2 separate regions of the Mus musculus genome follow, and region 2 is linked to region 1. The links are chromatin contacts, found by Hi-C or POLR2A ChIA-PET in ENCODE. All regions are on one chromosome and are shown on one strand. Each heading gives the region's core, a stretch centred on a gene start or an enhancer-like site at or near the end of the contact. The rest is flanking DNA. Distances are from core to core; before and after follow the strand shown. Region 1 holds the start of Dclre1b (DNA cross-link repair 1B). Region 2 holds the start of Phtf1 (putative homeodomain transcription factor 1).

The links. A loop is a pair of places that touch in the nucleus more often than their neighbours do. ChIA-PET counts read pairs that join two places held with the same protein, here RNA polymerase II (POLR2A).
Region 2: a map of left cerebral cortex shows a loop between it and region 1 (2.7-fold over the local background). The contact joins the promoter of Phtf1 here to the promoter of Dclre1b in region 1. A Hi-C loop is called at or near these places in 1 of 37 maps with a recorded cell type or tissue (left cerebral cortex). POLR2A ChIA-PET finds 5 or more read pairs at or near these places in 2 of 5 experiments (Patski and embryonic stem cell).

Annotation. Positions count from the first base shown.
Region 1 is chr3:103,807,586-103,811,592 of GRCm38, forward strand. It overlaps Dclre1b (DNA cross-link repair 1B), which reads right to left and starts at 1,802. Exons shown (of 4, transcript NM_133865.2): 1 at 1,315-1,802; 2 at 487-652. The coding sequence starts at 1,503. It overlaps Ap4b1 (adaptor-related protein complex AP-4, beta 1), which reads left to right and starts at 1,932. Exons shown (of 10, transcript NM_026193.2): 1 at 1,932-2,472. The coding sequence starts at 2,360. It overlaps Gm15471 (predicted gene 15471), which reads left to right. Exons shown (of 5, transcript NR_040412.1): 5 at 629-855.
Region 2 is chr3:103,966,059-103,970,065 of GRCm38, forward strand. Phtf1 (putative homeodomain transcription factor 1) reads left to right here and starts at 2,200. Exons shown (of 19, transcript NM_013629.2): 1 at 2,200-2,729; 2 at 2,997-3,072; 3 at 3,696-3,752. The coding sequence starts at 3,028. It overlaps Phtf1os (putative homeodomain transcription factor 1, opposite strand), which reads right to left and starts at 2,258. Exons shown (of 1, transcript NR_030676.1): 1 at 1-2,258. Rsbn1 (rosbin, round spermatid basic protein 1) reads left to right here. Exons shown (of 8, transcript NM_001356556.1): 8 at 1-578.

The DNA.
Region 1 (4,007 bases), core at 552-3,051:
TAATATGTGGGGTATAAGAAGTGGGCAAAAAACAAAGGCTAGAAGACAAGCCTCTTCTACCTTCAGTAGCAGATGGAGATTGGTTACGAGTTTATGCAAAAACTGTCCTGGCACTGAACTGTACAGTCTAGTTTCTTTGTGAAAATGTCTCTTTCCCACTCTTGGAGATTTTCTGTTTGATTGATGTTTTTCTTATGAGACAGGGTTTGTCTACATAGGCTGGGTGTCCTAGAACTCACTAAGTAGACCAGGCTGGCCTTGAACTCATAGAGATCAGCCAGCCTCTGCCTTCCAAGTGCTGGGATCAAAGGCGAGCACCAACATGCCTTTCTTGTTTTCTTGCTCTTGTGATTTTATTTAACAAAGTAAAGGATGGATGGTCAAGTAGGAAATCAGTTGGAAAGGGTCCCTGTGCCTGTATGGGATAAAGCTATCTTTCTGGGTAAAGGTAGCTATAAAGTGTGAGGAATGCCTTGGGAGGCTCACCTGTGTATAGAATTGTTCCAAAGTATCCTTCAAAGAGAAACATGACAGAACCAGGGCAGTGATTGGCATCTATGAGCGTTACAGTCATGGTTTCTTGCCCAATTTCATCTAGAGGTAATACATGACTCTCGCCAACCTCCAGGGCCCGGATCCAGTGCTTAGACACCTGAGGAAAACAGTTGGTCACCCGAGTAACCATAGACTTCTCTTTCATCAAGGAAAGCTGACCGAGTTCTGAACCACTCTCATGTAAGCTGTTATAAGGATTCCCAAGAAATCTCTCCTTCCTCTTCTGTCTCCCACCCTTTGTACAGATTTAAACTCAGAATCTGAAAACAGTCTAAATAAAGATTCTCACACTTTCTCCTATCATGATAATCCCAGCCATGGGTGGGAAACAACTGTCAAAAAAAGTTCCAGTCTCACACCAGCCACTTCTACTGACACAGACAAGATGAGGAGATGTTAGACAATATGTGTTTTTATCTAGCACATTAGATGAATTATTGGGGGCGGGCAATGAGTGTTGGGGATCTAACTTAGGGTTCTTGCACACACTAAACAAGTGTTCTATCACTGAACAGTCTGGTAGATTCTTAAATGCAAATTAGGAAAGCACTGGTTTTTGAAAAGATAGGAATCATTTCCTTGACTAAAAACCTCCAGGTAGTTAACTAGAAGCCAGTCTCATTCCGGGATCAATTCCCACATTTGTAAAAATTCAGTCCTTATGTCTCCCACTCGGTAATCCCCCAAACTGTGACAGATCAGAAGTCCCCACCCAGATTCCTGGACTAGGTCTCAGCGATCAAATCCCAGCCCCAATACCTGCAGGCGACGATGCAAGAGGCAAGCAGTGATGGGAGAGCAGTAGAGGGGCCGGGCCCAAGTGCTAGACAAACCCACCGTGTGGTCACAGTGCATGTGGGTTAAGAAGAAGAGCCGCGCCGAACCGGCACGGCGCAGGCTCCAAAAGTCCACAGCAATGGGCGTTTGGGGGATTACGACCCCGTTCATGGTGGCAGAGTTGAGGTGTCACCCAGTGGGGTCTTCGCGGGAACCGCACTCCTGAGTGAGGTTTCCACGACAGCGTCCCAATGACAAGTGGACTCTGGAACAAGTCCAGAAGCCCTAAAGGAAAACCATCCCAGAAACGGAATTAGTAGACAGAGTGAGAAAAAAGAAGGTGGCCGCGCTCGGGACGATCAGGATGAAAGCGCCCAACGCGGAAGAAGTCGGGAGAGCATCACTCACAACCGCGCGCTGGAGCTCGGGCCCAGTCCCCACATTGTCAAAGCTCGCGCGGCGGCGGGGAGACAGACCCTAGTAGTTGATTTCCGATCGCCGGCCGCGGCGCTCACACAGTGAGCTGCGCGCCTGCGCCGAGGGGGAGAATGGGTGGGGGAAGGGCGTCCGGAGGTCGGTGCCCCCCCCCCCCCCCCCCCGGACCTGCGCTCGGCGCTCGGCGCGACCCGGAAAGCTGCTCCTTGTGTCTCAGGGCGACGGGGCGGGATTTCCGCAGGAAGCTGTCTGGGGTGTCCTCGGCCACTGGGACTAGATTCCCAGGGAGGAGGCTGTGCTAGGTCTTTGGCCTTTTGCTAGTGTAGAATTCGTAACTGGGCCTAGAGAGAGTTGAGATCTGCTGGGCAGAGCCAACGGCCTGTGGGTCTCCGGGCGGCTCCTGAAGGGTCGGGGCTCGCCCGAGGACCCAAGAATGTGTTCCGCCCTGGGGGGCAGGCACAGCAAAGTGACATCTCGCCGTTAGTGTTTTCACTGACTACATCTCCTTTATTCAGGCTCCCACATCGAAATTAGGAGGAGCCCACGAGTTCCCTACGGGTCTGTGGAAACTGTCCCGTGAGTGTTGGCGACGATGCCATACCTTGGCTCTGAGGACGTGGTGAAGGAACTGAAGAAGGCTCTGTGTAACCCTCATATTCAGGCTGATAGGCTGCGCTACCGGAATGTCATCCAGCGAGTTATTAGGTATCACCAACCTACCATAGAATTCTAACTCCCCCCCCCCCCCCCCGGCCCCACTTTTAATCCTCTTCAGAGCTCTGCGATCACTCTGAAAAAGTTAAAGAAGGGCAGTTTTATCTTTTGGCCTTGAGGCTGCATTTCTGGGTTGTCATCTCAGTCTTCCGTGTGGAACACCATGCCCAGTTGAGAGGTCTCCTTCATACCACAGGCTTTAGCAATTGCGGCTGACTCCTGGTTCAATGACTTAACGTAGAACAGTTCTCCCTTTTTTCTAGATTCAGACCTGTATATCTTTCTGCTTGCTTTACATTTCGACTTGGATAGTTCATCAAAGATATGACCAAAATAATACTATCATTCTTCTCCTCTTTAAACCTACTATTCTGCTTGTATTTGTGTTATGAATGTCACCAGGCACCCTACCAAGCTTGCTAGTCAACCTTGAAAACATTGTCTACTGTCAGGTGGTATGAAAAATTCAAAATATCAATTCTTGTTCTTAAAGTTGTACTGTTGTTGGCTCAGGCTGTAATTACCAAAGCCTGTTGTGGTAGTTTATTAATAAGTAGCCTTGTCTCCTCACTTTGGTTAGGATTTTTTCTATTATATATGTTTGAACGTGTAACTAATCTATAGTTGTAGCTCAAAACTGTAGGTAGGACACAAAAGTCCCATGGGGTCCTTTTTTAAAAAATCGTGATCTAGGGATCAATTCTGATTTCATTAGGATGGGATAGAATCCAGGAACTGTATTGTAAATAAACAGTCTCAGTTGATTGTAGTAGTTTGGTTCCACAACATTGGAAACAGTAATCAGTGGAATGAAATCTAAACTTTTTGTTTGTGTTGTTTTGTTTTTGTTTTTTGAGACAGGGTTTCTCTGTGTAGTCCTGGTTGTCCTGGAACTCACTCTGTAGACCAGGCTGGCCTTGAACTCAGAAATCCGCCTGCATCTGCCTCCCAAGTGCTGGGATTAAAGGTGTGTGCCACCACCGCCTGGCTGAAATCTAAATTTTTTATCATGCCACCCAAGGAACAAAAAGAATGTTTAGTTCTTGCTCGTGCCTCCTAGCATGAATCATTATCTGTGTCACGTTTTCCCAGTGAGCTGGTCACAGAGCTAAAGCGTTCTGTGACGAAGCATTTTCTGACTTCCATAGTGGCATGTGGATGTGGATCTTCTTGGTCTGTATTTTGTGTATTACTTCAAGTAGTTACACTGGATTTTTTTCAAATCAGTGATGTTCTTAGCTGACTTCTTAGTTGATCTTGAGTTCCTAAACATCTGAAGCCACTATGGAAGTCAGAAAATGCTTCTTCACAGAATGCTTTAGCTCTGTGACCAGCTCATTTGGAAAACGTGACACAGATAATGATTCATTTTATTTTGTTTTGAGACAGCCCTAGCTATCCTGGGAACTTACTATGTAGGCCAGGCTGGCTTTGAACTTTGAACATGGCTTTCACCTGCCTATGTTTCCTAAGTGCTTGGGTTAAGGGTGTGGGTCACCAAGCCCTGCTTTTTTAAATGTTTATGA
Region 2 (4,007 bases), core at 950-3,449, 160 kb after region 1:
TCGTCCTGGAAGTCTGTTGCTTTAAAAGCAAGTATCCATAAACATTATGGCCTTCCATTTAAAAAATCTCCATACATTTTTTAGGATCCACTTGTGCATGTAGTTGAGACCACCGTCTCTTAAAATATAGCACTTTTCAATTCTCTCTAAAGAAATACTTATGTAATACTATCACACGTTGTAAATTTTCATGTAATAGTGTTTTCTGTGACTAAACTTCATTTTGATTGGCAGCTAAGACTTTTTTTCCTGTGGCTTTAATTTATCTAAGAGGTCTTTGCATATAGATGAAATGTTTAATTTGCCTGGCGGACTATTTGCGTTTGTGTGGCCTTAGTTTGTTTATTGACATTAACAAGTGTTTTAAAAGGTTTTTAATGGATAGTCTTAAATCTCAAATTTGTGTGAATAATAATTCTTTTAACACAGTGCTTTTTTGTAGCTGTCTGAGTGTGTTAAATTGTTAAGCTATTTCTTTGTAAAGTAGGACAATGGAATGCATAGGTTTCTTTTTTTTCCTGTAAAGTATTTTTTTAATAAACAAAGTCTGATTTGTCCTTTACTGATGTTTCAAAATGAATAGCACATGGGAGTTGTCATTGCTGGCACCCTGTTTGTCGAGTACTAGTCTTCTCCACACACACATGCATCCATCTACTCACCTTCTTTTTGCCATTTTAGTTTTAAGCTTTAGAAGAAAATCATGGACTTTTCTTTGCCAAAGAAAAAGTCAGAGATACCCAGACTGAGGTACAACTAGTTTTGAAGAAAAATGAAGCTTTTATTTGTGATAGTTGTCCTTATTGCTGCTTAAAATTGGTTACCTGCATTTAGAGCAGCCGTAGGCTTGTGACGATGCATGGCATAATAATGAAGATGCTTACTTTTCAGATGTGGATGGAGTATGGGAGACAAGAGAATCCCTTTCCTCATTAAGTTTTGTGTGAACTCTGTAGTTGAAGTGCCTGTCCTGACAGCATTTAGGTCTTAGAAGGGTCTCAGTATTTCATCAGTTCTCATAGATAGGAGGGGGTTAATTATCTCCACAACACTGGTGAGAAAACAGACTTGTTAAGTCAATTTCCTAAAATGACAGTTCATTACTGGGAGCTGGGGCCTGAATGTTTTTTGGGGGGTTCAAAGCTTGGCCTTACACAGCAGCATCCTAATAAAACACTGAAAATTTTTACCAGGGTTCCTGAAAAATAATTTGCAGCTGTACCACCAATTCTATTCCTCAAAGTACAGCCACAGCCCAGAAAACCTCTCGTGTGTTTGGCAATGAAGCCAAATGCTTTTGTTATTAGTGTTAAATTTAGGTCTTAACAGTAATTTTTTGAGGTCATTTACCAAAATGAGTTGGTTGTTGCCTTGAGCTCCACTGTCCAGCAGCACTGAAGGGGCTGTTAAGGCTCAACAGCTTTTTATTTAACCCTGAACAGTTAAGGGGTATACAGTGGGGATCACTGCCAATGGGTGAGGCAATTTTTAAAAATAATTCCTATGGGTGTTAACATTTTAGTCGTTTCACAGTATGGATAACTTTCATTTGATGCTGTTTTAATGGCTGGAGACTGCCTAAGTGGTAACTATTACCCATTTTTAGCCTTACATCAACTAAATGCTTAGTGCCTAGGGCAAGAAAGGACTTAGCTTTTAATAAGTTCAAGACAGTGGCCCCTGGAAACAAACCACTAAGGTGCACACAAATGTGTAGAGACAAGAACAGCTTAGAAACCCTGTGGGTATACATATTTATATTTACATTAGAGTGCAGTTGCCCTTTCTCTGGACCTCTCTTTAAATCACTATAAACAGCCATTTTCTCCGATTTGGGGGAAGTCCCAGTGCAGTCCGAGCCCTGTGCATCCCCTTAGTGTTGTGTGGGCAGCAGAAAGCCTTTGTCCCAGAGCTGCCGAGAGCCGAAGGAGGAACCACTGGGCCACAGGCAGCCTGTCCGCGTTCCAGGCCGCGCAAATTCACCAACATTTGTCCATCCAACAAGAACGGAGAACTCGAGCGAAGGCTCGTGCCCTGCACTAGTCTCGTCCCCCCAAAGGAGACAAGGACATGAAGTAAACACCACGCTAAATGCTACAGACCCGCACAGGAACCTCTGGAACATCGGGACCAGCCTCCCGGGGACCGACGGGTACTGGGAGGGTCGTTTCTGAGGTGACTTTCCGTTAAGCGTCGAGGGTTACACGCGAGGCGGCTGTCGGCTTCTTCCTCCGGGCAGCCAGAGCGGCGGGAAGGCGGCCGGGGGCGGAGCCGGAAGGCGGAAGCGGCCGATCGCATCGAGAGCTTGTGGAGCTGCGGCCCGTCCCTCACGGAGGACGCGCGCCGTTGCTCCGGCCCGGGGCCGTCTGCTGGCTTCCAGCCGGGCACCCAGCCCTTGCGGGTGCCGAGGTGGCTGGCGAAGGCACCCTTCCCGCTTCCTTCTGCTCATTCCCCAGTTGGCTCCTGGCTTCTCCCATGGCCTGTTCTGTGGCCGCCTAGGTCGGGCGTCTGTGGCTGCAGGCTGCGCTCCTCCCGGCGCAGGACGCTGGGCTGCCTCCGGGGCAGGGCTGGCCGCCGCGGTCTCCATGGTAACGGCCAGGCGGACGGCCGGGCCTCTGGGGGAAGATGCGGCCTGCCGGGCCCGCCGCCTCGCCCCCGGCCTCTCGGTCCGGCGGGGGTCACTGAGCAGCGGGGGCCCGGCCGGCAGCCTGCCTGGCAGCGGGCACCAGGTGAGCCGGCCGCGGGGAGGCAGAGGGCGCGGGAGGCCAGCTCGGGTACTTGCTGTCCCCGCATCCATTCTTGTGCTGGGTGGTGCAGAGGCTTCTCGGATGCTGTTTCGCCTATTTCCCCCTCCCCCCACCTCTTTCTGGCGAACACCCTGAGTAAGAGCAGCTAGCTAATGGAGAGACTGAGAGAAGCAGATTTTAAGCCATACCCCCAAACGGGACAATGACCTGAAACAACTGGACTTACCGAGATATTTCCTTCGTTTTCAGTGAGATCCCATTTCTCTGGCTGGAGACACAGATGGCCTCAAATGAGAGAGATGCTATATCATGGTATCAGAAGAAGGTAACAACAGTAGTTTTTGTTTGTAAACCATACTCCCTGCAAAAAACTCCCTTAAAGAATATTGTTAACTTTCCTTAAGTTTGGTAATATCACATGTTCTTATATAACATCTCAACATAATTATAAAAAATGATGTGCAAAGTCATTATAAACACAGTTTTAGGTTCTAGGAAGTGAGCTGTAAGTCACCTTTCTCAAGGCAGCATACACGAACTACTACAATGCTTTGCTTTTGCAAATTATCAGTCTTTTAATTTTTTTTTTTTTTTATAAAGACAAGAATGAAATCCTTATCTGCATGGCTCAGATTGTTACTATCGTCTGATTGAGCTGCTCCTTACCTTTTCTTCCTCTCTGATTCCCATTGATGCTTTCTTCAGGGAGTGGAATTTTAGGTGATCTTTAGTGTAAAATATTTGGAGGGTTGCTTTTTTCACTTTTTAGATTCAGCCTTTTTTTTTTTTTCTTTCTTTTTTTTTAAAACATCCCTGGGGAATATGAACTTAATATGTAAGAAACCCACTTTCCAGATACCATATTTAATAGATTCATGGCCTTGTGAGGTTTGACTTAGATACAAAGATTGCCTTTGCATCATTTAAATAGCCTGCTCCTTGTTTCAGATTGGAGCATATGATCAGCAGATATGGGAAAAGTCAATCGAACAGACTCAGATTAAGGTAAATTGATTTCTTTGATTCTAGCTTTGTTACTGCTTTAAAGAGAAGAGAGGATCACACTTGCATTTATCCACCAAGTATGCATTCTTTTACCCTCCGAGTCTTACAAGGAAGCCGGCAGCGCATGGGTAATGATAGAGGACAGTCGATATGTGGCCTCAGCAGCAAATGTCCCAGGGAAATTGAAGAGTGGCTTCTTATTTCTGGTCAGCTTTTTACCATATGACAGTTCAGATCCAGTTTGCTAGTCTTTTA